4 separate regions of the Mus musculus genome follow, and all the other regions are linked to region 3. The links are chromatin loops, found by intact Hi-C in ENCODE. Cell type or tissue: left cerebral cortex. All regions are shown on one strand.

The links. Peaks named below come from ENCODE experiments on the same cell type or tissue, not always from the same donor. Only the 100,000 strongest peaks of a DNase experiment are listed, where the experiment ranks them.
Region 1: a loop joins it to region 3, with 6 times the contacts of the local background. A loop is called at or near these places in 37 of 42 quality-filtered maps.
Region 2: a loop joins it to region 3, with 6 times the contacts of the local background. A loop is called at or near these places in 25 of 42 quality-filtered maps.
Region 4: a loop joins it to region 3, with 4 times the contacts of the local background. A loop is called at or near these places in 21 of 42 quality-filtered maps.

Annotation. Positions count from the first base shown.
Region 1 is chr11:48,870,329-48,878,328 of GRCm38, forward strand. Irgm1 (immunity-related GTPase family M member 1) reads right to left here and starts at 1,092. Exons shown (of 3, transcript NM_008326.2): 1 at 766-1,092. In left cerebral cortex, CTCF peaks have their summits at 1,840, 4,300 (motif pointing right) and 6,774; DNase peaks (open chromatin) are centred at 993, 1,053, 1,346, 2,013 and 1 more place; H3K4me3 peaks cover 2,131 bases; H3K27ac peaks cover 2,357 bases.
Region 2 is chr11:48,787,033-48,795,032 of GRCm38, forward strand. It overlaps Gm36109 (predicted gene, 36109), which reads right to left. Exons shown (of 2, transcript NR_166852.1): 2 at 5,362-8,000. Among named protein-coding and RNA genes, the nearest start is that of Gm36109, 8.4 kb to the right of the region's middle. In left cerebral cortex, CTCF peaks have their summits at 1,800 (motif pointing right) and 3,374; DNase peaks (open chromatin) are centred at 994, 1,796 and 3,373; H3K4me3 peaks cover 808 bases.
Region 3 is chr11:49,098,824-49,106,823 of GRCm38, forward strand. Gm51892 (a long non-coding RNA gene) reads right to left here and starts at 2,695. Exons shown (of 3, transcript XR_003949669.1): 1 at 2,582-2,695; 2 at 111-248. In left cerebral cortex, CTCF peaks have their summits at 4,660 (motif pointing left) and 7,156; a DNase peak (open chromatin) is centred at 4,654.
Region 4 is chr11:49,266,830-49,274,829 of GRCm38, forward strand. It overlaps a transcript of Olfr1393 not described here. Among named protein-coding and RNA genes, the nearest start is that of Olfr1393, 9.3 kb to the right of the region's middle. In left cerebral cortex, a CTCF peak has its summit at 4,677 (motif pointing left); DNase peaks (open chromatin) are centred at 4,678 and 6,782.

The DNA.
Region 1 (8,000 bases), 230 kb before region 3:
GCATGCTCGCACACACTTGCCCATAGCTGCATGAAAGGTAGCAGGGACCACACAATTCCCTCTGATATTTATTTATCTTTGGAAAGTGTGATAAACTTGCTCACGGTGAATGGGGACAGTACTGAACCCACATGCTCTGGGAAGATGGTATTTGAAAAGCTCCCATCTCATTAACTATAAACTTACAGACTAGTGAAGGAGGTGGTTCCTTAAACAGAGACACTTTCTCCAATGCAAATAAAACATTTTAATGGAGTCAGACAAAAAGGTCACTATGATACCTTATACTCAAAACCTACTCTGAGATTCCTATTCCATGGGTAGTCCAGATAAGAAACAAACCTCCCCCCCCCCCTATTTTTTTCATGTATCCTAGATATTGCCTGTGGTCCATTCTAATCCTGGGCGTTTATTTTGTGGAGCTATGAAGAGACGCTATCTTAAATTCCAAGAGAATATGGGTTGGCACGCTCTGCCCTCCTTCAAATTTAGCCAGCATTAGAAGAACCACAAGGCCAGAAATAAGGTGAGGTACGCATTTGCCTCCAGGCTGGTGGTTTAGATATATCTGAACAGCAAAGATACAGCAGGGCTGTGTGGTACTAGACAGTCAAAGTGAGGCTCTGCTGTGGACACTGCCTGAGCAAAAGAAACCAGACCCCAAGGTCACATGACCTGTTTTCACGGTTTTACCGTTCATATTATATTGGGGGATTCATATTAGATTGGGGGTGGCCAAGCTACATTTAAGAGACTTTTACTTACCTGATCCAGAGGAGTTATTATGTGTGATTCGATGTTAGTGGCCTTCCTGGAACGTCACCCCTTTCTTCCTAGGACAAAAACGTTGCTGTCCTCCGGCAGAAGTTCCCTATGTAGAGATCCAAAACTGGAATATAGACCCGGATGTTGAGAGATGAGATGCAGAGGTCTGGAGTCCTTCTGAGAGGAGACGAACCAAGAGGAGGTCTGATCGCGTGGATTTTCTTTCAGCTTCTGGTCTTCGAGCAGACCTTGCTTTTTGTCCTGCACTTTCTAGACCGGAGATATGCCTGCCTGGGCCCAGCGGGGGAGCGGGGGGGGGACGGACTCGAATTGAGAATCAGTTTCGGTTTCTATTTCTTGAAACAGGCTAGTTTTCAGGATTAGGCTGGGCGGGCTGCATAGTAGTCTTCAAAGAGGAGCAGAACCCTGCTGTGCTGACTCACCGTCAACAGGGGTCGGGATGAGGGATTGGAGGTGGTGGTGGAAGTGGAGGGTGGGGGCGTTGGGGTTGGAGTTGTGTCTGTTTAGGGACTTTAACAGCCAGCCCCGCGTCAGACCTTCCAGTGTCTGAACCTGCTACTTCTTTCCGTGGATACCACCTGTGGAGATGCTGGCCCTGGGCAATGCTAACCTCCAGACCCAGCAACCTCAGGCCACCCCGAGCTTGGAGGCTGCACTGAGACCTTGTTCTGTATGATCGTTTACCCCGTTTGCCGGCTCACTTGATTAATCACACCTCTCTATATAAAGGAGAATGTCAGAGCACCAGGGAGTCGAGAATCGGGTTCTTGTCCTCGTTAGTGTTTGAGAGGGAAGAGGGTATGAGCTGAGAGGGGACATACTTCATTTTCCTCAGATCTAGGAGGTAGATTATTAGAGAGTAAACGCAGGGGCTGGACGCTTTGACCATGGCATAGAAGCACTGACCCCTGTGTAACGTTTTCATGAAGAAAAACAGAATTTTTTTTTTTTAAAGCAACCGGCCACGGTCACAGTGACAGAGGGGGCAGCGAAGAGGAGCCAAGTAGCTTTCAGAGTGTCGGGCGGCTGTTATTCTCTCTGCTGCTCTTCTGTACCTACCGGTGAGTTCTTACTGCACAGCAAAGAGGGGCAGAGCTGAGCCTGTTCCATAGTCACTGCGAGAGGGAGACAGATTGGGCCAGGAGGAATGAGGCGGCTCCTCACACAGGCACTAACCAGTGTTCCAAACTCTACTTCTGCCCATTACAGGCTCAGTATTGCCCAGAGGTTTGGGCAATGTGATCCTCTGGTCACAAGGAGCCCTTTGTCACCCCTCCAAGTGACCAGTAATGTGATCCTCTACCGGCGCTGGTGGCTTTCTCTTTCTCCTTACCGGAAAAGACTGAGTTGCTGAGAAGAGGAACAAGTGTGAGCTGTTGTTTAATGAACTGGAGGCCTTGAGTGATAGCCAGGATCTGTCCTTGTTTGATTCCTCTAAGCCCTCAGCTTCTCCTCAAAGCCTGAGGAGAAAGCAGGCTAGTTTCAATGTCTGTCTTTGAGAGACTGGACAATCTGTATGTCCTGCTTTCTTTATGTGATTTCTATAAGAACAAACAGGAACAGGTCTGAGCACAGTACAGGAAGGCCAGGAAGAGAGTTTCTGGAACCTTCTGTCTCAGTGAGCCAGCATTTCAACTCAGCACTTTGTGTTTCCCCAGGGCCAGGGTCTCCCTTGAGCTCAGAGTTAGTTCTCTCAGGCTCTTGCTCCTGCGGAGGAACTGAGGCTGGGCACAGCAGGGTTTGTTATAACTGGGTGTCAGGTAAAGATTCCTCAGGGCAGGATGCTGTGTGTACACAGTCAATAATCAGAACACAGGCGGTCTGTCCTTAAAAATGTCACTGGCCGAGAATCTTTGGCTTCCCTAACCTACTCTCTGTGTAGACCAGGCTGGCCTTGAACTTACGGAGTTTACCTGCATCTGCTTCCTGAGTGCTGGAGCTAAAAGCATGAACTATCAAGACGAGCAAAGGCTGAGTTAATCAAGATCCTGTCTTAGTACCAGGTTCTTACTCTGGTTAATCATTCATTCACTGTAGAAAGGAAAGGAAGAGTCAACAGTTACAAAAGCACAGTATAGGCATTTCTCTGTTTACTTTTCTCTGACACCGAAGTGTGGGGACTTGCCTTTTCACCCTGTTGTTCAGCAGGGAGACCCTGGTACAGTTCATTAATCGCCACACCATGTTAGTTACTCCTTACAGAAAGATTCATGGAGATTCACTCTTGGGAACCAAGGTCTTGGACATAGCTGGTGACCTGTCAATCACGATCTCACACCTATCCTGCATAATAAGGCATATACATGTACATACAGACACTCATAAATCTACACACACACACACACACACACACACACACACACACACTTGAGGTCACCGAGCCTACAGAGTCTTGTACTCACTACTGTGCTAGGATAATGAAATCATCTGCTACTTTCTTTGTGACTGAAAAAAAGAGCCCCAGTATTTCTGTCAGGGGTAGTGTAGGTGTCTTAGCTTCAAGCGCAGCACTTGGCTTCTCATGGGCCTTGTTCCTATCTGTGACTCCAACTCACACAGGAAAGGCTTGTCGGCTGCAGCACAGAGGACTCTGACTGAAAGGGCTTTCCTGGTCTCCTGCTCCCACAGGGACAGAGATAGGGCTTCATACGGCTCCTCTCCTCCTCCTCCTCTCACAAAGCACCCACAGAGGCGACTTATCTCCTCCAGCTGTCACAGAGACACACCTCAGTTCTTCAGTATCTGGAATTGCACTTTGACTCGTACAAGGAAACCAAGTAGCTGACAGTTGGGGCTCGGCAAGGATTTTATCCTTTCTGCAGCTGCCCTCTCCAGGCTGTGGCCTGCTATTGGATCCTGGACATGGGAAGTCTTTGCTGCAAAATATATGAGGTATCTCAGCACTCTGACCTCACTCGGAGGAGGTGGTTTCTCTCAGTACTTCATGGCATAATTCGATTGAGGTGAAGCAGTCTTTCTTTATCTTCTTTTAAAAATCACGTGTGTGTGCATGTGTGTGCATGCGTGTGCATGAGTGTGCACATCTTCACAGATTATTTTGCATATGCAGACTAATTGCCTCTCCTTTCTCTGAAGGCATAGAAAGTGGGATATTTTCTCATGTAATATTTTGGTTTTCTAATATTGGACTCACTCTGCCCTGGCTCACATATTTCAGATTAAAAACATTTCTCTCTCAAGGAGCATTAATCTTCTCTAGGGATGAGACTCCTGATGGATTATGGGTTATTATGTAGTCTCAAGTGAAAATGATCAACCCTAAACACTTACTCCTACAAGGAGCACTAAATGGACTCACAGGGTTTTGAGGGTGTGTGTGTGTAACAATACAAATTAAAGAAGAAGAGGAATTTGAGCAGAAGTGGAGGATGTGGGAGAGATTGGAGGGAGAAAGGCAGGTAAGGAAATGGTGTGAATGGAGACTCATGTATGGAAGTCTCAAAAAATTTGACAAAAGAATACATGTGGAAAAAAAACTCTTTCCTAAGCAGCCGCTAGGTGTCACCCTGGTTCCCTTTTCCATTTCCTCTCGCACTACTAGAGCTGCGTAGATAGAGATGGTGATAGAGAAGGCTTCAGTCGTGTGTCTTTTCTGGAGAGTCATCTCTTCACCCCAGATAGAGCAAAGACATTTCCTCCAAGTCTGCCTTAGTCAACCAATAAACAGTTTGGGGTTCTTTGTAGAAGCTTGGGTGATTGAGGGCAGTGACCTCACTGATAAGCCCACCCCAACCTCACCAGGACTCAGGAACACAGCATCCTTGGAAGCTCCTGCACTGGTTGCAGCAGGCACTCCAGAAGGATGGCTCCTCTCTCCCAGCAAGGGTTTACTGCTTGTCTAAGCGTGGGGAAGGGAGTTGTGAGTCTGAGCCTTTGAGCTCAAGGTTCTTGAAGTTTCCTTAGGTTCTTGGGTTTTATAAGCCTCCGTCCTGAAGTGAAGGTACACCATCTTAAGCTGTTCTCTGTCTCTTTCTGTCTCTGTGTCTCTACCTCTCTCTGTCTCTTGTCAGCCATGAGCTGAACAGTCTCCTAAACCACATGCCCCCAAATCCACGAAGCTCTCCCTAAAAGCACGAGCCAAGTGGCCAAGGACTGAACCAACTCTAGCCTTTTCAAACCATGAGTCAAAAATAATTCTTTCTTCCTTAAGTTGTTTCTTTCAGGTATTGTAACCAGCACAAGTTTTACCATGGCTTTGTCATTTTCTCTTATCAAGTCAGGACTTCTGAACTAATTATGGTGACCAAATACAATCTGGTCACTCAAAAATGGTCACTCTTTGATTGAAAACAATCTATTCCCTTTTAAAAAAGATTTATTTATTTTATGTATTAGTACACTGTAGCTGTCTTCAGACCAAAAGAGGGCCTGGGACCCCATTACAGATGGTTGTGAGCCACCATGTGGTTGCTGGGATTTGAACTCAGGACCTCTGGAGGAGCAGTCAGTGCTCTTAACCACTGAGCCATCTCTCCAGCCCTGAAAGAGAATCTGTTCCTGGTACTGGAGGCTTCATTTGGTGACGTGAGAGATCTAGTTAGGGTTCTGCCTCCCCCATTATATGGCTATTTCATTTAGATCACCTTCATGTGTGTGTGTGTGTGTGTGTGTGTGTGTGTGTGTGTGTGTATTTTAGGAAGCATCTACTGGACTAGGTTTCCATACTACCCCTCAAATGACCCTTGGTTTTGATTGTCTCTCCCAGTATTCCTTCCTTGTTTCTCTCTTCCCTCTTCTTCTCCACTTTATTCTCCAATTCCAATCCAAAAAATATTTTAAGTTGATTTATTATTTCACATACATATATACACATTTATTCATATTCATGCATACACACACATGTGTACGTACACACACACACACACACACACACACACACACACACACACACACACAATGTATTGTAATCATATTCCCCCATTTTCCTTTCTTATCCCCTTTCCTTTCCCAGTAAACTCCTTCTTTTATGTAAGTCCCCCTTCTACTTTCATGGTTTTTATTTGTGGTTCACTCCATTTTTAAAAAGGCTGTTTGCATAGGTGGAAGCTGCTTGTTTGAGCAAGAACAGCATACCAGGGGTTACACCCCCGAGGACATGACTTCTCCTCCTCCAGCAACTATGACACTGCTGCAGCTCCTGAGGAGGACCGGGACCTTGTAAGGGACCTGGGATGAGGACTGGGACCTTGTAAGCCTCCCCATCTCTGATGGGATGTCGAAGCTCCCAGTCTGGTGCACATCTCGTGCAGGTAGCTATGACTGCTGTGGGTTCTTAGTTACAAAAGCTATGCCATGTTCAGAAGGCAGTGTTTCATATCATTCCTCCCTGTACATAAATGAGAATACAGTATGCAGAGGCCAGAAGAGGGTGATGGATTCTCCCAGAGCTGGAGTTACAGGCAGGTGTGAGCTGTCTGATGTGTTAGGTACTGAACTTGTGTCCTCTGGAAGAGCAGCACTTGTTCTTAACTGCAGAGCCATCTATCTAGCCCTTACTGGTCAAAATTTTAATGAGCACTTCTCTCTTATTAGAAAAAAAGGTAAAATGATTTTATTTTATTTAACATGGTAGTCAATGTGGTACAAACTAGGTTGAAATTTATTTTTCACTCTGTTCACATTCTTTTAACAAGTCATCATGTTTGCTTCCCTCTGGGTGTAATCTATGATCAAACTCACCATTTCCAATTAAATCTGTGTGTCTGAGCAATTTCTGTTTAAAGCCAATACAGTGCCACCTGTTGACTGTCAATTGTTCAGCACCCCATCTAGTGTTTTCTACAAGAGAATAGGAACAGTAGAGTTTGTGGGTTTGAATGTTATTTTTAAAGGTTTATTTATTTATTTATTTATTTATTTATTTATTTAATGTAGGTGAGTACACTGTCACTGTCTTCAGACACACCAGAAGAGGGCATCGGATCCCCATTACAGATGGTTGTAAGTCACCATATGGTTCCTCTTAACTGCTGAGCCATCTCTCCAGCCCGAATGTTAGATTTTTATCTGTGATCCATAACCAAGATCTTACACACTTGTGCCTATCTCCAATGACTAATGGGCACACAACATATCTGAGCACCAACAAGGTCAACATCAATATGCTACAGACTCTGGAGAATTATCTCAGATGACACAGGTTGGAAAGTGGACACCCTATGCAGTTTGACCTTCCTGAGACATCCTTCATGGAATGTGGGCCCAACATAGATACTAAATTCAGTAAGAGAGAGAATTAACTAAACCAATTTCGCCCAACTAAGAAGAAAACCTAAGGCTTGTAGCCTATAGTATTTTTAGCAATACCAGACTGCCATGCATTTAACAGCGCATATGTCTATGAGTTTGCTCCACCTATTTACCCATGCATACCCCCTCCTTGAAGCTCTTAGAGCTCAAGGTAGGAGATAAGAGTGGGGAGACCTTTCAAGAGCTCCACATACTAAGGCACAACAGACGATTTTAGGGGAAGGAGGCAGGGAGGCCCGCATACTGATAACTGGGGTTGCATGACGGTGGAAGGGGATGTGTGTTCTAGGATGTGGAAGTGACTCGATTCTGTGAGCAGCATACCTTATAGTCTTATGAGCCATAGCAACAACAAGAAATCCATTTCACACAGGAAAGATCCAAATGAACACACCTGGGAAAAAGAATTCACCACTCAACCATGCACTCTGGCCTATTCTTCCATGTTCCATTGAGTTGCATTAAAGATATTCTATTCCAGATGGATAACTTAGGCTATTTATGGGCTGGAGAAATGGCTCAATGGTTAAGAGCACTTGCTGCTATTCCAGATAACCAGCGTTTAGTTCCTAGCACCTGTATCAAGTGGGTTATAGCTCCCTGTAACTCCAGGTCTGGGGAACTCAAAGCCCCCTGGAATCCTCAGACACTTGCATGTATATGATGTATACATACATATACATAAATAAAAACAATAAATAAATCTTTCAAAAGTCCCTTTATATTTCACCAAATAAAATTAGTAGCTTATGTAATATAGTGACTAATATTCCCTGGAGCATTTCCTGTGTGTCGTTCCATGTAGTCATGCCTTGCTGATCTTGACAGAGTCCCCATCAAAGGAACTTAGTGCTATGGGAACCAGCCTGGTAGTTATGAATTTAAAAATTTGGTGGCTTTTTGTGAACATAGACGCTAGTATAGACCAAATTCTTGGTTTTAGA
Region 2 (8,000 bases), 310 kb before region 3:
GGTTTATTACATAACTTCTACATCTCATTTTTTAAAAATGAACAGAATTTCACAGCTCTCCTAGTTGGGCGGTGATGGTGCACACCTTGAATTCCAGCACTTGGGAGGCAGAGGCAGACGGATCTCCTTGAGTTCCAGGACATCCAAGGCTACACAAAGAGACTGTCTTGAGCCCCACCCGCAAAATATGCAAAAACAAACAAACTAAAAAGGCTAAGTTTGGGTTTCGTTTTTTTTAAAGTCTGCACACATTCTGCTGGGCTGTGATGCACACCTTTACTCCCAGCAGTGGGAAAGCACAGGCAGATGGAACTCAGTGACGCACTTTGTATCCCAGGCAGGCCAGGAATACAAAGTGAGACCCCACAACTAAAGAAATAGATAAATCGATGGTTAACTAACTAACTGTCATTACAGCCATCCATGTGGATACAGCATACATGTGGACACTGGCGACAACTTGAGGAAATCAGTTATTTCTTTCTGCTGAAAAGGTCCTGGGCATCAAACACAGCTCATTAAGCTTGGTACCTTACAGCTGAGCCATCTCACTGGCCGTGAAATAGATCTTTTGTGATTTGTTATCAGTAAATGTTTTATCCTTATCTCTATTTTATAGACCTACTGTGTGATTTCAGTAAGACATGTCTTCCATAGGCTCTTGTATTTGTTTTGTTTTGAGACAGGGTTTCTCTGTATAGCCCTGGCTGTCTTGGAACTCACTCTGTAGACCAGGCTGGCCTCGAACTCAGAAATCCGCCTGCCCCTGCCTCCTGAGTGCTGGGATGAAAGGCGTGTGCCACCATGCCCGGCAGGCTCTTGTATTTGAACACTTGTTCCCCAGTTGGTGCTGTTTGGGGAGGTAGTGGAACCTTTAGGCAGATCAGCCTTGCTGGAGGAAGTGCGTCATTGGGAGCTGCTGGTTCTGAGAGTTGATGGCCTGACTGCACTTCCTGCTTTCAGTCTCACTCTCACTCTCTTGATCCCCACCCCCTCGGCAAATGAACACATGACCAGCCGGCTTACACCACACACACACACACACACACACACACAGTTCTGCCTGCAGCCCCTGTCTCCCGCCAACATATGGACTCTATGCCCCTGGAACCATAGCAAACCCATTTTTCCTTAAGCTGCTTTGGGCTAGAGGCATTTTTGTCACAGCAACAGAAAAGCAACAAATATACTTAATATATTTTCCTATCCCAGGTTGCCTAAAAGATTCTTGGGCAAAAGGGATCACAAGTAGCATTTTCTTTATTAATCATTCCATTCGTTTATATCTCAAATGATATCCCACTTCCTGGTTATCCCTCCACCAACCACCCATGCCACATCTGCCCTCCCCCTTCTCTTTGCCTGTATGAGAGTACACCCCCACCCACCACCACCGCCACCCCACCGCTTCAGCATCCGCCTATGCTGGGGCATCAAACCTCCCCAGGACCAAGGGCCTCCCCTCCCATATATTTTGAAATAAAAATCAATATAATGTCCTACTCATATGAAAAAATACTAAACTAAAATTCAAACGAAGGCTGGCGACAGGGCTCAGTGGATAACGTGCTTGCCTCAAGCCTAGCCTGACTACTTAAGGTTGATCCCCAAGTACCTCCCAAACGACAAAGGGAATAGAACCCACTTTTGCGCGTTGTCTTTTGATGAGGGAGGAGAGGGAGAGGGAGAGAGGGAAATCAGACACAGAGACAAAAAAAAGGGGGGGGGGGGAGATTTTGTGCTTAATTTACTAATGAGAACTGGGAACCAAAGCGGACACAAGGTGGCAGCACTAAGCTCCACAGACGGAGATTTTGGAATGTTTGCTTGCTTGCTGTGCCTTTTTGTGCCCGGTAGAACAGAATGCTTCTTGGAGTGTCCGTTTATTGCCTGATGAGTGCTTTACCCTCTGAGCTTCCTCACAGGCCGCTTACGCATAGTTTAATGTACAAACTATAAAATGAATCATCCAAAATGGCAAAGGAACCCCAAGTTCCCCAAGATGCCCAACTTGCTCACAAGTTATTTAATTAAAAAAAAAAAAAAAAACGGGCATGGTGGCACACGCCTTTAATCCCAGCACTTGGGAGGCAGAGGCAAGTGGATTTCTGAGTTCGAGGCCAGCCTGGTCTACCGAGTAAGTTCCAGGGCTATACAGAGAAACCTTGTCTTGAAAAACCAAAATAAAATAAAATAAACAAATAAAAATTGTTGCCTAGGTTTGACTCCCAGCACCAAAAAAAAGATGATAAAGATGTGATAAGTAATAAATATGCCTCTGAGATAGCACATTAAATAACTTACACAGAGGCAAGACCAGTAATTCCAAGCACTTAGAGGTAGTAGAGAAAGTGTCCCACGGATGTGTGATAGCCTTCATGGGAGGCAGAAATACCCAAGCTCTGTCCCCGATCAAGGTTCAAGTCCTGCCCAGACAGCTGCACTTTCTTGTCTTACTTCGACCAAATGTTCCCTAGAGGTTCAAGTTCTTTTCCAAGTTATAAATGCTTAGTTCACACATGTCCATGTCCAGATGTTCAGTCTCTCTTGTGCCTCTGCCTAGCGTGAGCGTTCCTGAGAGTACATAGGTACTACCAGACTTGTGTGACAAGGGTGAGAACGGGTATTTGCACACAGGCCTCGTAGCCCAGCATGGAGATAATCAGAGCAGATGCCCCCATACAAGGAGGGATGAAACCAGACACAGCCCAGATTTGGAGGAAGATAGAAAAGAGGCAGCCAGGTCCCTGTCTGGGTCTCTGACACCAGGCCAAGAAGCCAGACTTGCATCTTCAAGAGGTGCTGCTAGGAGAAATGATGCAAGTCTAAAGAATAGATGATACATTTTAGGGGATCCGATATGCAGCGTGAGAGCCATTCCGAGCCTCACAGTAGCCTGGCTGGTTATAGGGCCCAAGAGCTCGAATCTCTAGTGTCTGGGGACACTTTATAATACACTGTTCTGGATTTCTGCTCACAGAATCCCTAACCTGCTCATATCTACCTTCTAGACTTATCTATCAGACCCTGAGGAACCTCGAGACTAAGTTTGTCTCAGTTCCTCTCTGTGTTCCCACACAGAGGTCCTCCACCTACTTCAGTGACTCCACCATAGATATTTCTCTCTCTCTCTCTCTCTCTCTCTCTCTCTCTCTCTCTCTCTCTCTCTCTCTCAAATGAAGTTATTGCGTGGACCGAGATCGAATCGAGACCAAGACTTCACATGTCTGTAACCCGCATGCTGAGGGGAGGAGAGACAGAGAGAATTCCTGGGACTCCTTGGTTGCCCATCAAGCTCCAAATTCAAGGAGAGATCTTTTGGGCTTCATTTATAGAGGACTAAACTGGAACCTAAGCGGACGCGGGGTGGCAGCACTGAGCACCCGAGTCCGAGAGTGAGAGCGATAGGAATCCAGGGTAGACACCACACACTCATACAGGAAAGCAGTCTTCCGAGATTCAAGGCAATTTAGCTATAAGCCGCTATAAGTAAATTAAGGAGATGGGAGAAGGAGAGCTATAGTTCTTATAACACAGGTTATAACAAGGACTGACGCCTGCAGAGGCGGAGAGTGCAGCCCGCAGTCTGTCCTGAAGTCAGGCCCCCACGTCCCTGTTGCCAGGCATTGTCACCCCTTACCATTACACACCTCCTTCCAACAGTCAGCAAGACCTGCAGGGTGTTGATTCTTTGAAATTGGAATGCTTTAATTCCCAGCACTTGGGAAGCAGAGGCAGGCGAATTTCTGAGTTCGAGGCCAGCCTGGTCTACAAAGTGAGTTACAGGACAGCCAGGGCTACAGAGAAACCCTGTCGAAAAGGAAAGGAAAGGAAAGGAAAGGAAAGGAAAGGAAAGGAAAGGAAAGGAAAGGAAAGGAAAGGAAAGGAAAGGAAAGGAAAGGAAAGGAAAGGAAAGGAAAGGAAAAAACCTTTCCCCATTTACCCAGGCTGGTGGCTCCCCATGGGAGCAGATGGCCCACTAAGCAACGGTGGTAATAGCAAACCTAGCCAACTTGGAGTTAGAGAGCAGCCACCATGACCTAGAGGTAAACCCATCTTCCGCAGAATCGTGATACGGCACGGGCGGGGAGCCTGCTTCCTGCTGGGCTGTCTCCCTGAAGAACAGAAGAGCTAGAAAGTTCACAGCCCCGGAGCCAGCCTGTAAGGTCTGACCTCTCATTAATTTTTAACTCTAATTTGTAAGGACATGGTGCCACAGTAATTTCCTGGGAAGTCCATGCTAGCCCTGGGCCTGGTATCTGCCCTTTACTCAAACGCCTCTTGCCCCCATGGGGACCTCTCTCTAGCCATGAGGAGATAGCACCTCTTTCCTCGTCTTAGATCTAGTGAGGTTTTCCAGATTGCATTCTCCAGAGCATGCTTGGTGTAGTTGACTTCAGCGGGGCACACAGAACTCCCATTGTTGGTATCAAGGTCCTGGCCGGTGTTGGTCTGTGAGCTCCGGGGGCAGGAAAAGTCTGGGATTCCCGTGGACCTGCCAGAGTTGGGCTCCGACTCTCCGGCACCACAGACACTGCTAGGCACCGCGGAAGAGCCGGTTCTGGGGTCCCTGGGCCAGGGACGACACCCATGCTTGCCTCCTTCCACATAGATTCCTATCCCCCTGTTCCTCCCTCCTAAGGACTGAAATTGCAGAGCGCGTGCCACTAAGCCCTTCTCATGGTGCTGGATATCACACCCTCAAATGAAGCTCGTCCCAGATTTCTAATGCTGGGAATGGTGACAATGTCTCTAATCCCAGCACTCGGGAGCTAGAAGCAGACAGGTCTCTGTCAGTTCAGCTACAGCTTCATTGGTGAAGTTTATTGGCAAAGGTCAGTGCTATCTAACAAGACCCTATCTCAAAAACATAATTTTTGTTTGTTTGGTTTTTCGAGACAGGGTTTCTCTGTATAGCCCTGGCTGTCCTGGAACTCACTCTGTAGACCAGGCTGGTCTCGAACTCAGAAATCCGCCTGCCTCTGCCTCCCAAGTGCTGGGGATTAAAGGCATGTGCCACCACTGCCCGGCTTAAAAACATAATTTTTAACTATGTGTTTGCTCGTGGGTCTTTGGGGGGGCGTTGTATTGCATGACTGCAGGAGTCTTAGAAATCAGAGGCATCAGACGCCCCTGGAGTTGAAGTCACGGGTAAGCCCACTCAGGGTGGGTGAGGTCCTGGTGGTGCTCAACCCCAGATCCAGCTCCAACCTCTGTTTCTCTCCTGAGCTCCTTCAGGTACTTTTCAGATGCTGAGTTCGAACAGAATTCTAGGTGAAAGTCAAATTTATTCCTATTTATTATACTGGGTAAATACAAGGCCTTGTGTGTGCTGCTCAAAAGTTCTACCATGGAGCTATGTTCCTTGCCATTATTTTTTTTTTAATTCGTTTTGCTTTTTCACTTTTTTTTTTTTTTTTTTTGCTTTTAATTTTTCTTTCTTTTTAAAATGTTTTCTTCTCTAGGAGTCTGTAATGCCAGTAGAGATGACTTCTTCCCAGAAGACTGAAGAGTGGAAGGCCCAGGGCACTTTCTGAGTTCATGGGACTTCTTGGAAAAGCATAGAAATAATTTAGATCAATGGAGGAATTTTCATTTGCGGAAGCACACGAATATATGAAGATATTCTCAGTGGACTGGGGATGGTCCTTCCATGGGACCAGGGTTCAATTCCCAGCACCTACATGTGGCTAACAGCCATGTATCCATCACTCTAGTGTCAAGGGGTTCTATATCCTCTTCTGGTCTCTGAGAATACCAGGTACACATGAGGTGCACAGACACACATGTAGGCAAAGCACTCACGCACAAAGAGAAAATATTCAGTTTTTAAAAAAATGTTTAAAAGGAAAACTGAGCTATGTTTCAGCCCTGCTTTTGTGTGTTCAGTCAGGGACCCGATAAGTGGTAGAGGCTGTCCTTGAACTCACAGCACAGTCCAGGCAGACCTCGAACTTGCAGTCTTCCTACCTCAGTTTCCCAAGCAACTGGAATGACAGGCCTGCACCATCAGAACCACCTTGTATTGTGTCTTAAACAACATTTTACTGAATAAGCCAGAAGAGAAAAGTTTAGTTCTTTAAAAACTTAAGGGTGGGAACACTAAAATTTTCCAGGAGTTTTATTTATGCTGTGTGTGTGTGTGTGTGTGTGTGTGTGTGTGTAGATTATATTGGACTAATATATCTTGGTACAATGTACTTCTTACTAAAGCACAACTCAAGGAAGGAGAGAACCCCACAAAACTGAATAAAGCTGGAGGAAGGATGAAGAGATAAATCTATTAGTGCATTAGCCACAAAATGATCCTACTTCTAGTGAGACTTCCTTTTTCTTTTTATTTGTGTGTGTGTGTGTGTGTGTGTGTGTGTGTGTGTGTGTATGGGTGTGTGTGTGCTTGGACACTTGTGGGTGTCTGTGTTCAAGTGTGCACCTGTGTATGCATGCATGCATATATGTGTGTGAATGCGCATGTGTCTGTACATTTGTGTGTGAGCTTGTGTGCACTCGCAAATGCGCATGTGTGTGTTATGCATATGACAGTGTCTTTGAGGGCAAAAGAGGCCATCATAACTCCTGGAGCTAGAGATACAGGTGACTGTGATCATTTAACATGGATGCAAGAAATGCAACCTCGGGGCTGGAGAGATGGCTCAGTGGTTAAGAGCACAAACTCTGCTCTTCCAGAAGTCCTGAGTTCAATTCCCAGCAACCACATGGTGGCTCACAACCATCTGTAATGGGATCCAGTGCCCTCTTCTGGTGTGTCTAAAGACAGCAACAGTGTACTCATATACATAAAATAAATAAATTAAAAAAAAAAAAAAAGAAATGCAACCTAGGTCCTCTAGAAGAGCACCAAGCATTCCCAGGGATACTTAATATTAGAGTGTGTTACTGTTGTTGTTGTGGTGGTGGTGGTGGTGGTGTTTTGTTTTGTTTGTTTTGTTTTGTTTTGAGACAAGATCTCATGCAGCTCAGGCTGGCCTTGAACTCACTTTATAGAAAACAATTAACTTAAGTGTTTGATCTTCCCACCTCCACTTCCCAAGCTTTGAGAGCATAAGGCTATGCCACCCACACCCAGTTTCATGGGTGCTAGTTATGAAGCCGGGGGCTTTATCCATGTTAGGCAAGCACTCTACCAACCGAGCAACATGAGCTCAATTTGAAAAACTTTCAATAACACTGAACGAAACAGAATTGGATCTTTCTACACATATTATAATAGCAATGCTTGTGACTGAAACTCGGGGGTGGGAGACGGTGACAACCATGTGTGTCAGGTACTTATCTCACTGAATGTCTTCCTTTCTGGGTTCAGCTGGTGGCTGCAGAATCACCTAACGAACTGTTTAAGCTTGCTCTTCTCCCCTGTGGCTGTGAAAGATCCTGGCAGAATGTAAAAGGACACAGAAGCCCTGAAATTGGCAAGATAGACGTCAGTGTTAGCAGAATTAGCTTCACTGATTTAGAAAAATAGAGGTGCACAGTGCTCTGGCCACTCCTTGAACCTGTGTGTCTGCCAATGTTCTGACCAGGTGCGTGCCCATTGCTGCACCTTCATTAGACTCTTTCCTTGTACCCCTCCCATACCCATTTCTTAAGAATAGACATTATTTAGATCTGAAAATCCCCTACTCTCCCCCTTCTCCTTTCCCCCCTGAGGGCCTATAAAAACTGGGAACTCTTTCCCCTCGAGGACAACTCCTCTACCCCTGCGTGGGATATGAGTCGTCCCCAGAGCTCTGGCTTTCCCCGAATAAAGCCTCATGTGGTTTGCAACAAGCTCGGTCTGTTGTGAGTTCTTGGGTGTCCGCTATTGTCCTGAGGCCTGAATGAGGGGCTCCTCGCGGAGCCTTTCAGCTGCACCATGGGCCCCGCCTTCACACCGATTTCCTAACATCTAAAATTCTCAACTCTATTTGCAGCATTGACTTAGCTCTAAGGCTTCTGCAATATTTAAAGACGCTACCGTGCAGTGTCCCAGAGCCCACTGA
Region 3 (8,000 bases):
ACAAATAATAACAACAGCAACGATAAATACAAAAATTAGAAAATGAATTAGATGGCACTGAACATGTGCCTGTTACAATTTGGCAAAAGTAAAGACAAGAATTAGATTACCTAGCTGAGCCAGAGGAAACCTTGCTGGAGTAGAGTGACATGTGGTCCGTGTGTCCCATCTGACTCACTTGCAAGAGAGGGCTGCTGAAGAGTCATCTCAAGCCCTTTCCTGAGGCATTCTGGGAAGGCCAGCTTCAACTGTGATGTGCATATGAAAGAACATCGTTATTAGACATTGTGATTCTCTCATTTGTGAAGCCTAGATTTAAAATGGTGTGTGTGTGTGTGTGTGTGTGTGTGTGTGTGTGTGTGTGTGTGTATACACTTACATGTGAGGATGCATTTGATGGTCATGAAACCAGAAAGGGGATCGTGAAAGAAGTGCTCTTATGGCCAGTGGGAAATAGAGATGGTAGTGGAATACACACAATACAAAAGCAGAAATTGGAACTAACTGGGGAAAGGGAGGGAGCTGGCTGTGGGGAAGGGGTCATGCGAATGGCAATAGGGGAGGGGAATGGATGAAAATAAAGTTTAATGACATATGTGTTGGGATTCAGACCCAGGACAAGGGGCCTCCAGGTTCTCCCAGCATTCCTTAGTCCCTACCTGTTATGGGACCTGGCTGGCATACCTGCCCTCTGCCTTGAACTTTCCAGCTGAGGGGCTGGGCTTCCCCTACCCCTACCCCTGAAGCTCTTACCTATATAATGTAGACATTTTGGTCTCTCTATCCCCATCTCTCTCCCTGCATGTGGACTCTCTCTCTTTCTCTTCCCCCTTCTCCTCTGTCTCCTTCCCCATGAGGGTCTACAAGGTCAAAGAAGGATCAAAAAGGGAGCTGGAAACCAAATGATGGTGAATCACATAATATCCAAATGAATGGACTGCGGCTGAGGTAGGCCTGATGGAAATATATAGTTTTAAATGACTGTATTAAAAATACAAGAGGGGGGGTATGGGGGACTTTTTGGATAGCATTTGAAATGTAAATGAAGAAAATACCTAATTAAAAGAAACACAAGAAAAGGTGGACTTGGTAAAGAGCCCTGATGCTTTAAAAGGGTTCAGCACCCCCCACCACGTCCCCACCACACAGTTTGCAAACTTGAAGACAGAAAAACAAAATCAGTCTGAGAGGACGTGGAGAAATAAGGATCAGAGCAGGACAGAAAAGATTGGCAAAAATCAATGGAATGAAAAACAGAAATAAAAACGAAAGCAACATAACTGGCTGGTCCTAGGTAAGTTGTAGGAGAGATTTTATTGTAGATAAAAGGGAAATTGTAGTCAGAGGCAGAGACATCTGGGAGAGTCCAGAGTGGTAAGAGCATACTGTGCTGAATGTAAGAGAGAGGGGAGAAGCACCCAGGTGTAGCAACCAGGAGGCCCAAAGGTGCAAAGAGAGTGGGTAACCAAAAGAGTTGAATTATTTAGGGAAGAGTGGCCCAGCCCCCTAAGCTTGAGAGTTGGTGGTGGGGTCATGAAGCAGAGGGTGGTGGTGGGTGGGGTGGTGGTGGGTGGTGGGGTAGTATGCCAGCCCAGTAACAGGCTGGACTGAGGAATTCGGGGAAAACCTGGTGGTCAGATCCATTTTGAATTGTTAAATAGGCATCTCGGTCAAAAGGCTGAAACCTGACATACCAGCCTTTTGGTTGATAATAAGGAGCTGATTCTACTTCCTGCTGACATTGGTGCTGATTGGTAGGTTGGGGTGGGGGTGGGGCAAAGAAGCTGGCATGCTGACCAAATCCAGGAAGAGAAGGTTGTTTCACTTCCTGACCAGGCCCAGAAGGACCATCTGGGACAAAGAAAGTGCAGGTAGCATTTTCTAGCAGTCTGTGAGACTGGACCACCTTGTGCTAGCTGCTTTGAAGCTTTGAAGCTATCCGGGGTGCAGAGTTTTTTAAGGGGGTACCTGGAGCTGGCACTGGAGCAGTCTATAATTGATTTTAAATCTTCTAGGACAGGTAGACTAGGGAGAAAGGGTAAATTTAGGACGTTTGGGGGAACTTTTTTTTTAATCTAGGTGTGCATTTGAAACTTTTAGACCCACAGTTCTGGTAGTTGGGGAGGGAGTCCCAAGACCAGGGGAAAGGGGAGAGTCACCACCCTTATGAATAGGCAGGAAAACTTAGGATGCTTGTTGTCAGGAGTACTTATCTGGAGGCCATTTGACCTGCAAGAGCTGGATTCAAGTTGACTCCCTGAAGCTTACAAGAGATTTTCTAAGTTTATAAAAAGAGATTAAAAAGTTACCACTGCTTATAATCTGTACTGAAATCCACACTGTAGAAAAGGCAGTAGACTTTGAGTCATAGTCATAGTAAAAACTTGGGGACTCAGAAATGTTTTGGGTTAAAAGCATGAACACTCTTTGTCCAGAAGGATGGGTGTATGTAGATTGGGCTAGTCAGCTTATTAATAAGTTTCAAGCACTATGAGAGGGCAGATATTCATCTATTCTAACCTTCTAAACTATGTACATCCCAGGCACAGGCCCTGCATCGCTCACAGTCTTTGAGACTCACCGGGGTTTGCTCTGCTCCATGTGGGTCCTCAGGGTGAAACCCTTGGTGACCTGCATGTCATGTTTCCTATGGGCCAGCCTCTGGGATCAGAAGTCCTGCATTCTCTGATCAGCTTTTCACTGACCAACCCGGTAAGGGAAAACAATGTTTACATAAGATAGAGACCAGAGATGGTTGGCCCTGCCGTCATCCGGACCACAACCAGATGTCTGAGCATAGAAATCTGCATCTGGATACACAGAACACAAAACCATCCTCTAACACTAACAAACATGTGACTTTCTACCACAGGCTTTAAAAAGCAGAACACTGGGTGCAGGGGGAGGGGTTGTTCCTATAAGCAACAGAGGGAGCTGAGAGCCAGGACTGCAGGTGGGCTGTGGTTCCTAGGGGAGTGGGGAGGAGCTAGGAGAGAGCAGGGGAAAAGGGAGCCAGTGTCTTTAGTAGAGAGACTCAGATCAGATCGGGCGTAGAAAGTTGTCCATGTGGTGGGGGGTACTAATGGGCATAGTAGCAGGTTCCAGGAGCCACAGAGAAACCTACGGAGCTCCAAGTGGGAGGAAGCAAGGAAGGGTCCCAGACTGCTGCAGACGGCCCTGCAGCTCCTGCAGTAGAGGAGGAGATGGGAGAGACTAGGAGAAAAGGGAGATGTCCTCGTGGGTGTAGAAGGTCAGAGGTATTAGCAGGCTGCAGGACCAAGAGAGGTGTCCCACGTGGAGGGCACAGCGGGTGAAAGCAGCCCTTAGAGAGCCGCTCAGACTCTAGAGCTTGGAATCAACTTTTGTGAGTGGCAGAAGCCAGCAGAAACAAAGGATGCATACATAACTTAGGAGAGTCTGACCAGCAGCGTGGTTCAGAGCAGCCCGGTTCCCTCTTCTCCACTTTATCCTGTACGGGCTGCTTGCTCCGGCTTTTGAGGTCCTCACCATTGTGGCCCACATGCTCTGCCTTGGGTTTTCACTACCTTCTGAAGGGCCCACTTTGTACAAATCCCAACATGACCACGGTGGTCGTGATAACTGTAGACATCTCAGCCATTATGGCGGTTCCATTGGATAGTGCTATATAGTGATGCGAATCCGGCAGAAACAGCGAGGCAGCAGTTGAATTTGGGTCCTTCCCCAGGCAACCTCACGTGATGATACCTTCTTGGGGGGGGGGGAGGGGGCGGTTGTCAGCCACAGTTCTCAGCCTGCCTAGCAGCACGAGGGCACATGGCTATTTGTACAGTTACCTGCACATTTTCTCCTTTTGCATACAGATATGTAACATATTACACGAGATAGCATACATGTTACCGTATACCAGACTGTAAGACAATTTCATCCAACTATATGCAAATACATGCTAGCAACTTAAGTAGGTTTGGCTTGGCTGTGCTATTCCATAGATTAGACAGATGAAAGTTATTTTTATACTATTTGCAACTGACTAAGGACATACTGGTGAGTTGTTGGGAAGCATTCATATTAATTAGCAACAGTATCGAAAGAAGACAGTTTAAGGAAGGAGAGGTTAATTGAGCGCCTGATGTGAGAGAAACCACAGAAGCCTGGGCAGAGTGGCTTAGTCCCTGGTGTGGCAGGCAGACCTGTGTGGCAGACCGTTAACATCTTTGTGGACCAGAAATTACAAAGAGTGGGGATAGAACCAGTGGCTGGCTTGTCACCTTCAAAGAGCAATCCCTGATGACTTCCTTCTGCCAGCTAGGACCCACCTCCTAAAGGACCCAGAGCCTCCTGAAATGACAGCAGCGGGGGGAGGGGGGCAGCAAGCATTCAAAGCAGGAGACCATGCATGGGGGAGGTTTCTGTATTAAGCCATAGCAACAATAAAGAACGGCTGGGGAGAGCTCTGAAAAGTGCAGACGGGAAGGTCAGGTGTTCAAGGTCATCCTGGTGCCAGTAACAACTGGGCTATGTAAGATCCCCTCCCTCCAAATCCAAACCCAAATCAAACAACCCAAAATACAACCAAGGAAAAAAACCAAAAACCGAAAAGCAAACACACTCAAAGCCAGAGATTCCTTTCTTACTCGCAGGCCTGGTTCTTGCTTCTTGGCTCTCTGCTGCCCCCATGTGGCTGTTTGCTTTCATAATAGGTGAGACTACTCTGAGCCACTGAATTCCAATACAATCCTTCACTATGGCCCTCGAATGAACTTGTCCTAGGTAAAGTGCGGTGAACAAGTCTTCCTCGTCCATGGGACAACATCACCCCATTTCCCACATCAGTAAGTGACAGGTCTGTCTGGTTACTGCACTGGAGTTACTTTCAAGGGCTAGCTTTCGATAACTTGGTCATTCCGTCTGTCCGTCCGTCCGTCCGTCCGTCAGAAGCTCCTGCCGACCCTTCTAAAACATTCCCATTCCCAACTCCTTCACAGCTGCCACTTCCCACCTGACACCAGCACTTGTCACTGTCACTGTGCATGGGTGGCAATGTTCCCTAACGGGGTTTAACCTAATTTAGTTATGTTGTGTATGCCAGCACCTCTGGAATTCCTTGTTTGGCTTTTCCATCATTGCATAGCCTGTTCCTATCTCAGGCTATTAACTCTATATTTGTAAGAATGAAAATTTTATTATGAAAGACCTTCATCAGAAACCCCACCCCCATCACCACCCAGTGTTATAAAATGTAATGTGGAGATGGGCAGGGGTACCTGGTGGGCTCATGCCAAGTTGCCCCCCTGAGAAATCATGCCACGAGACAGACCTGATATAAGGGAGGTCTATTTGGAGAAGAGAGGGGGAGAGAGGACAGACTGGAGAGAGGAAGAGAGGAAGGGGTAGAGCAGACAGACGGGAGCAGAGCCATAAGGTCAGTGAAGAGGGAACACAGGAGGACAGAAAGAAGGACCAAAAGAGAGAAAGAGAGGCCAGCCACGAACAAACATATGGGAGGAGAGACAGGGAACAGGGATGGGGAGAAGGAGGGGAGAGAGGAGAGGGAGAGAGAGCGAGAACTGGAGTTGCAAGCCGTCTTTTTTGTACGCTACTGGTGTGCAACCCACATCTGGCAGCAGATAATTGTGGCAGGTGGTGATGTAAGCCACTGGTAAGTCCCTGGGAGGAGCCTAGCAGTATCACCTGTAATCTAACACCCAGTTCTATTACATAGCTATATCTTACATTGCTACAGAATTTAGTTGATACAAATTTAATGTTTTCACTGGTATGAATTTTTTATTGATATAAAATTAGGATTAGTATTGTCACTCTTACATAGGCACAGCTTATATTCATATTATTTGAGTTGTGTTTTCATTGCTGGGGCATATTTGGGTTGAAGATTTACTGCAACACAGTCCTGCTTTCTTTCTGGTCCCCTGTAATTCTCTCGTGTCCAGTCCCATTGGCCACCACATGTTCTCCCAACATTGAAAACAGACACCAGCTTCAAGGCCTTGACCTTCCAGTGTTACATCACACAGAGGTCTTTTCCCAGACATGTTCACGCCATCTCCAGTCCTCACTGAACACTCCCCTCACACCCTATTTAAAGGTGACTTTTTCTTCCACTCTGAAGCTCTTTTCTGCCTTGTGTGGCCTGGCAAGCAGTACCAGTGTATGGTATGCTCTGTCTACAAAATTTTGCTAACTTCTGGTCCTCACTAGAACTTATGTTTCCTGATGCTGCTTTTGAATACCATATTGATCCCAGGCTCTTAACGAAGTGACTGTTATGTTCTCAGCAGATATTCTTTGGCTGAATAATATTTATATTATCCAGAAAAACCTTGTGAAAATTTTTGTTTCGGCTCACATGTTTCAACTCTGTGTGCTGGGTGTTTAGGCGGTGGTTTTGTTTTGCTTCCTTTGGATGAGAGCATTAAGAAGCCGCTTCGTCCCCACACTGTTCTTTGGAGACAACATATTCTGTGTCCCATATCAGCACTTTGTTTGTTTGTTTGTTTGTTTGTTTGTTTTGAGACAGGGTTTCTCTGTGTAGCCCTGGCTGTCCTGGAACTCACTCTGTAGACCAGGCTGGCCTCGAACTCAGAAATCCACCTGCCTCTGCCTCCCAAGTGCTGGGATTAAAACCACCGCCCAGCACAGCACTTTTCTTGATCCCCACTTTCACTGCCTTCCTACTGCACACAATACTTCAACTCAGGGACCCACGGATGGTCTCACAGACAGAGAGAAAGAAGGTAAGGAAACATTAATAAGACATTAAGAAGGGCTGGAGAGGTGACTCAGTGGTTAAGAACACTGACTGCTCTTCCAGAGGTCCTGAGTTCAATTCTCGGCAACCACATGGTGGCTCACAACCATCTGTAATGGGATCTGATGCCCTCTTCTAGTGTGTCTGAAGACAATGACAGTGTACTCATATAAATAAATAAATAAATAAATAAATAAATAAGAAAAGAAAGAATGGGAAATGACTCACTTTCTCCTTTCCTCCAACACTCCAACAACAGTAGGACAGACAATAGGAGGAAAAGGATGTGCCAATTCACAAATAGAAACTGAAAAATGAACCATCAGCTTGGCATAGAAACTGTGAAGTTAGGATGGAATAACTGGGAAATGACTCTCAGTTATCTTTGGTTGGGTGTCCTGAAGAAAACCTACCTTTAGAGGGAGTTCTAGCATTAAAATAACCATTTTCCTCTTCCCCTACTTGCTCTTACTAGGTGAGAGGGCCAGGGAAGAACTGCTCCGTCTGACCCAAGCTCCCTCCTTGGTCTTCACTGACCCAGAGAGAGGGAATAGGGAACACAGCATCCATACTCATGAATGTCTGGGATTCATCCCATACCCTGTGGCCTATTTCTATCTGGTCAGGAGGTTTGCTTCATAGGTCTACACCCATTGTGGCTGCCATCCCTCATAGGGTATAGCGTACAGGACCAGAGTGCACATCCTTTGTGCCCGCCATCCTTCTCTAGTCTTGCTCCATTGTGTTCACCCCAAAAGTGTCCCAGACTTCACAATAAACTTTATGGTCAAAGTTTTAATTTTTTGACATGTTCCACACGTGTAAGCCTACCTTTTCACTGACCAATCCTGTCTGGGAAGACTAATGTTTTACCCTGTGACCTCTACTTCCCAAGAGCAGAGATTCCTCCAGGCTTATGGTAGGACAGGAATATGGGACAAGTGTGAATGTGATAGGTTAAACATCTGCTCTCATGGAATTGCCTGCTTAGTTTTAGTAAAGCACAACAAATATACAGTTTTTGACAGTGTGAAATGGTCACAACAAACCCCACTTTTTACAATGTATATATGCTAAGGAAAATAAAATAAGTGGCATAATACTTTTATAACTAATGTTAGTGTCCCTGATTGCAAACTTAGAAAATTATGAACAAATAATGGAGAGGGAAAAAATGCATCAGAGTACAGGAAAACTGAAGAATCAGGAACCATAGGAGTTGATATACTTGGTCTAGTTTACACACACT
Region 4 (8,000 bases), 170 kb after region 3:
CTCACATACACACACACTCACACGTTAGGCTGGGAGAAAGGAAGACAGGCCAGAGGAGGGTCTGCAGTCAGTGCCTGATCAAAGGTTCACGGCCACTAACAACACACAGGCGTGCTGTCAGCAAAAGAGATTACGAAAGAAATCCACCAGCTGAGTTGATTTTTAGTTAAACATTATTACCAAGAAAAACAGGAGTGAAGGTTATGCTTTAAGAATCCTGCCTGACCTGGAAAAGGTAAAATTAAATTCCCGGGAACCCTCACTGGCTTTGGTGAGAACTGTCCTGCTGTCCTGTCGTGGTGGTGAGACTCTCAAGGTCACACAAGAGTAGTTTTCTTAAAGGCCACACACATCTCCAGAAGTGCCGATTGACAGGAAACACACACCGATGAACCAAGGCGTCATCTTCAACGTGTGGCTCTCCGCTCGCCTTCCAAGATGGATCTAGGCATCAGGAAAGGGGAAAGGAGGTGCACACACGCGCACACACACGCATACGCAAGCTAGAACTCACCACAACCCTCCATTCTTTCCCAGAAGAGAACAATTAGCACACACTGGGAACAGTTGACTCCATCCTACTCAAGGCTCCAACAGAAGTCATTGACGGTACATTAGTCCCTTTATGCCACCATAACAAAATAGTAGACACAGATCATCTCGGAAGTAGAGGTTTATTTTGGCACGTGATTTGGAAGGTTCAAGTCTAAGCCGGGCCACTTGGCTGCCTGGTGGGAGGATGCGTGTGTCACTGTGACTGCTCACATCTCCAGCTAAGAAGCAGACCGATGAGATAGGCCAGGGTCCTACCGCTTGCTTTAGGGAGCACAACTCCAAGTGACTGTAGATCTCCCTGTCCAGCACACGACTCTGGGGACCAAGCCTTACATATGGCTCTCTGGAGGGTGTCCAATGTCTGGCTATAACAACAACAAAGAAGCTTGTGGGATTTCTGCCTGTATTGCTTAGAACAATGAGTCTCATTCTTCCTAAAGCTGCTACACTTTAATACCATTCTTCAAGTGGTGGTGACACCAAACAAAATTATTTCAATGCTACTTCATAACTAATTTTGGTACTGTTATAAATTGTAACGTAAATATCTGATATGCAGGATATTTGGCGTCTGGTTGAGAACTGCTGGCTTAGAACCTTGGGCTAAAAGCTAAGCGTGTAAGAAATCTCACTGTTCTGGGACCACCTCACGGGAGAGGCCAGATGGGAAGGTTAGTGGGCAGGAACATCTGCTGCCGTGTGAGCGAACCGTCTTCCATATTCAGTCCTGTGGAGCCTTTTGAAACTCCAAGCCTGGGTCAGTATCTGCTACAACTTGGTGTGAAGCAGCAGCTAGCCAGCCGGTCAAAGCCAGTCAGCCCTCCTCAATGTTTAACCCATGACCAGCAAAATGAATGGTTATTTTTAGCTGCTGTTTGAAAGTTTTTGATAAGTTAAAATAGTAACCGGTTGGTTAACCGGTCGGCTTTCCTGTTCTGTCCTTGAAGTGGAGAAGTCTCTGCAACCGGAATGGAATGCTTAAACAAATGTTTCGCGGATGAGAAATTCCAGACATTTATCCATTAGTACCGAAGGGTGAGTATGGTGTTCTCAGTGATGCTCACTCTATTACTAAGGTAGAAATTATCTTTGAATTAATGGGTATATTCTTTTATTCACGCCCAGCTTTTTCCAGTTTTATATTTGAAGTATTTTTTTCAAGTTTTTAATTATGAGAATTTAAACCCGTAGGGACATCGAAAGATTAGTGACCCACATTTTTTTCCACTGAGATAATACAAGAATCAATACTTTGTCACCTGCCAGCTACACACATATTATACCCCAGCGCCTGTATCTGTCTCATCAAATACAAGGTCACAGGGCAAATCTTTTAAAACTAACTTTTAAAATTAATTAATTCACACATGGGGCACTGGTTTTCTCTGTGGCATCTTCACATGTGTATGCCACCATTTGTTGTTCTTTTGTCCCCCCTTCTCTGCTTGCTCAACACCCCACCCCCGCCCTCTTCCTTTTTTTTTATTACGTATTTTTCTCAATTACATTTCCAATGCTATCCCAAATGTCCCCCACCCCCCCCCACTCCCCTACCCACCCATTCCCATTTTTTGGCCCTGGCATTCCCCTGTACTGGGGCATATAAAGTTTGCCTGACCCAATGGGCCTCTCTTTCCAGTGATGGCCGACTAGGCCATCTTTTGATATATATGCAGCTAGAGTCAAGAGCTCTGGGGTACTGGTTAGTTCATAATGTTGTTCCACCGATAGGGTTGCAGATCTCTTTAGCTCCTTGGATACTTTCTCTAGCTCCTCCAAAATTCAGGTGACAGCAGATGCTGGCGTGGATGTGGAGAAAGAGGAACACTCCTCCATTGTTGGTGGGATTGCAGGCTTGTACAACCACTCTGGAAATCAGTCTGGCGGTTCCTCAGAAAATTGGACATAGTACTACCGGAGGATCCAGCAATACCTCTCCTGGGTATATATCCAGAAGATGTCCCAACCGGTAAGAAGGACAAATGCTCCACTATGTTCATAGCAGCCTTATTTATAATAGCCAGAAGCTGGAAAGAACCCAGATGCCCCTCAACAGAGGAATGGATACAGAAAATGTGGTACATTTACACAATGGAGTACTACTCAGCTATTAAAAAGAATGAATTTATGAAATTCCTAGCCAAATGGTTGGACCTGGAGGGCATCATCCTGAGTGAGGTAACCCAATCACAAAAGAACCCCACCCTCTTCCAAACCACTCTCCTTTCTTCTTTTGTGGGCGCTGAGTCCAGCGGTTCTCAACTTCTGGGTCTCGACCCTCGTGTGAGTGTGAGTGTGTGTGTGTGTATACGTGCATGCACACACAGGCGAACGGCCCCTTTCGCAGGGTCGCATATCAAATATCCTGCAGATCAGATATTTACGTTATGATTCATAGCAGTAGCAAAATTAGAGATATGAAGTAGCAACAAAAATAATTTAATGGTTGGGGGTCACCACCATATGAGGAGCTGTTAAAGGGTCGTGGCACTAGGAAATGCCAAGAACCACTGCCTTATACTGTTACCCTCACTTCTGCCTCTAAGATCTCTTCCTCTTTTCTCAGGTCATGGTCGTCTTTCTTTCAACACACGCATGCGCACACTTAAATCAATGTTCTACATGAGAGGAAAGACGGTATTTGTCTTTCTGAGTCTGGCTCATTTCGTGTAGCAAAACAATCTCCGGATCTCTTTACTTCACCCTGAGTGTTATGATTTGATTTTTTTTCTTACAACTAAAGAAATTCCATTGTATGCGCACACCACATGTCCCTTAGGTGTTGATCTGCCTGATGGACATCCAGGCGGCTGCATTTCTCAGCTCTTGTAGACATCAACAATGTAGGCGTACTGGTATCTGTGAGGTATGTAGACCCAGAATCCTTCAGATATATATGCAGGAGTGGCACAGCTGAGTCATATTTTATATTCTATTTCCCTAACTCTTTTTTTAAAAATATATTTATTATATATAAGTACACTGTAGCTCTCTTCAGACACACCAAAAGAGGGCATCAGATCACATTACAGATGGTTGTGAGTCACCATGTCATGCTGGGATTTGAACTCAGGACCTCTGGGAGAGCAGTCAGTGCTCTTAACCACTGAGCCATCTCTCTAGCACTTAGTTCTATTTTCAATAAATAGTGCAGTATAAGACACATGTTCCCACACCATCCCCAGCATTTGTTTTCCTGGCGATAGCCCTTTCGACTGGGATGAGATAGGACATCAAAGCAGTTTTACTTTGCATTTCCTGCTGGCTACAGATATTGACATTTCAAACAGTTTGAAGTATCTGCTGGTCACGTGAGTCTCCTTTGAGGTAGTGTCTATCCAGATCTTCACCCCATTTGATTGGATGATGGTGGGGCGCTACTTTTCATCAGTTCTTTATTTATAAATATTTTAGTAACCATGAAGCAATGTGTTAGTTTCAATACAACTGTGAAATGTAGAAAATTAGAAGCAAATGAAATTCATTCATAATTTCACTTCCTAGATTTAATTTTTAAAATATTTTTATTAGGTATTTTCCTCATTTACATTTCCAATGCTATCCCAAAAGTCCCCCATACCCTCCCCCCCACTCCCCTACCCACCCACTCCCACTTTTTGGCCCTGGTGTTCCCCTGTACTGGGCATATAAAGTTTGCAAGTCCAATGGGCCTCTCTTTCCAGTGATGGCCGACTAGGCCATCTTTTGATACATATGCAGCTAGAGTCAAGAGCTCCAGGGTACTGGTTAGTTCATAATGTTGTTCCACCTATAGGGTTGCAGATCCCTTTAGCTCCTTGGGTACTTTCTCTAGCTCCTCCATTGGGGGCCCTGTGATCCATCCATTAGCTGACTGTGAGCATCCACTTCTGTGTTTGCTAGGCCCCAGCCTAGTCTCACAAGAGACAGCTATATCTGGGTCCTTTCAGCAAAATCTTGCTAGTGTATACAATGGTGTCAGCATTTGGAAGCTGATTATGGGATGGATCCCCGGATTTGGCAGTCTCTAGATGGCCCATCCTTTCGTCACAGCTCCAAACTTTGTCTCTGTAACTCCTTCCATATGAAACAAGTGTGTAGTTGGACTTTGGTCTTCATTAGGCAGGAGTGCCCTCTCGTGGTAATTTGAAAAAATTGCACTAGGCGGGAATTTGCAAGGTCTCTTGAGGTTTGGTTGAATTGACTAGACTCAGAGTTTCTGAAACTGCTGAAGATACTGATGTCCCGCCCCCAGGGCTTCCATCTCTAACAATAGCTGCCCATCTCCTCTCCTGGTCTGGCAGCTCAACAACTCAGTCAGATGGCCACACATTGAAGTCAGTACCTTTCTTCCCTAGCGGAGCCGATACCTGTTTTTCCTTAGGTTCATTCCCTTCTCCCTCAGTTCGTCCTTCTTGCCCCTCCCTCCATTTGTCTTATGTACATGTCATACCTTCTAGAACTTTTCATATGGTTTACTCTTGATATTTTTCAGCCTATCAACTTTGGCTCTGTTGCAAATTAGTAAGTTCTCTATGATTGCTATTCTAAAATACTTTAAAAATACTTTCTTCTTCTCACAAAGTTAAGAGCAAAAAAAAAAAGGCCCTAGTCCTATCACTTAGAAGCCATTGACTAGAAAGACACAGGCAGGAAGCTACACACTTTCTGCAAGCAAACACGTTTCACAGACATTGAGTTGATCTGTTGTGTCCCTGCATTTGTTGGTATGCAAGAATAGGAACAATTCTTTCTCTGGGGAATAAAGTGAATAAAGTTATTGTAGTTTAGAACTTCCAAGATTTATTGTGACAAACCTGTCAGGAAGAAGTAAGATGGAATTGTTTGTCGCTGTGCTGAGCACACAGTGAGCCAGCAGGAAGAAGAGAATAGTCTGTGATCTGGTGGTAAGAGGGCCGCCTACATGTCTAGTCTCTTTTTGCACAGGGGAGAACACTAGTATCCACCCAGTTCCCTTCACTAGTTTATGCTTTCGTCTGTATTCTCTCTCCCCCAAATCCTGTTGTCAGCTCAGAACAGGCTGTCTCCTTTTGGAAGCACAGGCTACCCCACTGTGGGGCAGGGAGGTCAGTGTACCTGTGTGTTCGCCTGGAAACAATTTCTGCCTTCCACCCTTTATCACCACATAGTGTAAAAATTGATCAAAGTGGAGGTTAAAAACTGTATTGATGGAATCCTATCATTCAGTTGGAATGTGGGTTCCCCTTAGGGGGGCAAGAAATGCACACAATTCAAAGTAAGATAATGCTAACTTCTAACCACAGACTCCTGGGGTCCCTCGAAGCTTTGTTTTACTGGAAGGCTTATGCTGAATCCTAGAGGTCTGGGTACCCAGCAGACCTTGATATCAGGAGGTTTTCATACCTTCAAAGCCCAAGGAGGAGCACCTGTCCTTTCCCCTGCACCTCCATCTTTTTTCCTAATTGTAAAATGTATACGCATTACAGACAATGTGGTAAAGATAGTCCCTGCACTTTAATCACTAGCAACATTTCTGTCTTTCACTACTTCTCTGCAAGAATTCTAAGACAGCTATCACGGGAACTGGAGAGTTGGCTCAGTGGTTAAGAGTATGGACTGGTCTTGCAGAGGTCCAAGTTCCCTTCCCAGCATCACGTTGGGTGGTTGACAACTGCCAGCAACTCCAGCTCCAGGGGATCCAATGTCCTTTTCTGGGGGCCCTGTAGTCAGTTACGTGCCCGCGCCATGCACGGACACAGAAGCACATCATCATTGCAGAGTTACTTATACGGCTCTCTTCCTTATGAGAAAAGAAGCTGCCGTGAGCACCAAACCACTTGTACAAGTGCAAGTCAGAACCTGATACAAACGGAAGATGAGGAAAAGCCACTCATGAAATTAAAAACAAACAAACAAACAAAAAATTATCAAGAGGTAGTGGTACAGGCCTTTAAATCCCAGCACTTGGGAGGCTGGTGGATCTTGAAATTCAAGGCCAACCTGGTCTACAGAGTGAGTTCCAGGACAGCCAAGGATATATATTGTAAATATTGTATATGATAAAAATGATATTTATATATATTTGGTAAATATTCATGCACACACATGCACACACACACACACAGTTTTCTCAGTTCTTCTCCCCCCACTTTTCTCCACAAGGAATAAATCAGACAAAAGAAATGTCTCTCGATTTACTGTGGGTTTGTGAGAGCGGTCTTATTTTGGCTTGGATTCAAGGAGACTGACTCAGTGCGGATGAGTTAGAATGGGAATTCTTAGGGACACAGGCATGAATATTAAGCAGAGACAGGAAACAGCTCAGTGCTGGAGTATGGGAGTGCATGCCTTGAATCCCAGCACTGCAGAGGCAGGAGGAGGCAAGAGGAGGCAGGAGGAGGCAGGAGGAGGCAGGAGGAGGCAGGAGGAGGCAGGAGGAGGCAGGAGGAGGCAGGAGGAGGCAGGAGGAGGCAGGAGGAGGCAGGAGGAGGCAGGAGGAGGCAGGAGGAGGCAGGAGGAGGCAGGAGGAGGCAGGATGCAGGAAGATGCCTGTGAGTTTGAAGCCAGTCTGATCTGTGTAGAAAGGTCCAGGCCAGCCAGGGTTACACAGTGAGTCTCAAAACCACATCCCCCACCTCAAAATCATGACTTATGTAATTTATACATTATGCACAAAGGCGCCAGTGTCTATAAGCACACTCAGACTGTTCACTAAATCCTTAGCAAACCCTTGCAGAAGCAGAGCCGTGCCAAGCTGTCAGAGAAAAACAGTATTTTGACCTAGGCCACACTGGGTCAGCCGAACATGCCACTTCTAAGCAAGTTGACGGGGACCGGCAGCTGATTGCTTGGTGGATGGGCTTTCTGTGTCCCTGGATTTCCCCTCATTGGGACTACAGCCAGCCGCGCTGCTGTCCCCTTGGGAAGCCAACCTGCCAATGGACTGATGTGTGTTTAATTTACTGCTCTCTTCAGCTGACTTGTCTCCCTGCTAGTGGCTTCCGACAGGGGATTCTGGGAAAAGAGAAACGGCCCATCTCTGTGCTGGTGACTGCTGGCCTTATCAGAGGCCTCCCCTTGAGACGTTCTCAGATGTTATTGAAATTCAGCTCACCCCCAAATTTCTCATGCCAGACTCGGTTGGAATCAATTCCTGCCTCTGCTGTTAGCTGGGCCAGGGTGGAAGCATGTCCGTGGCTGTCTCATCCTCATTTAAATTCCTGATGCTTTTATGAGGGGGAGTGTTGTTGTTGTTTTGTTTTGTAACACACTAAACTGCAACAGCAATACAAACGAACAAACAACCCCCTCAAAAAAAAAAAAAACTACAGCAAATCACTCATTATAGTGTTAACATGTCTATTTCATTGCTAGTCATGTATGTTGTTTTATTTTTCAAAAAATCTGTAATGTGGTTAATTACCTCTTTAATTTCTGGTATTTCATAATAAGAAGAAAATTTACTGCATACAACTATATACTTA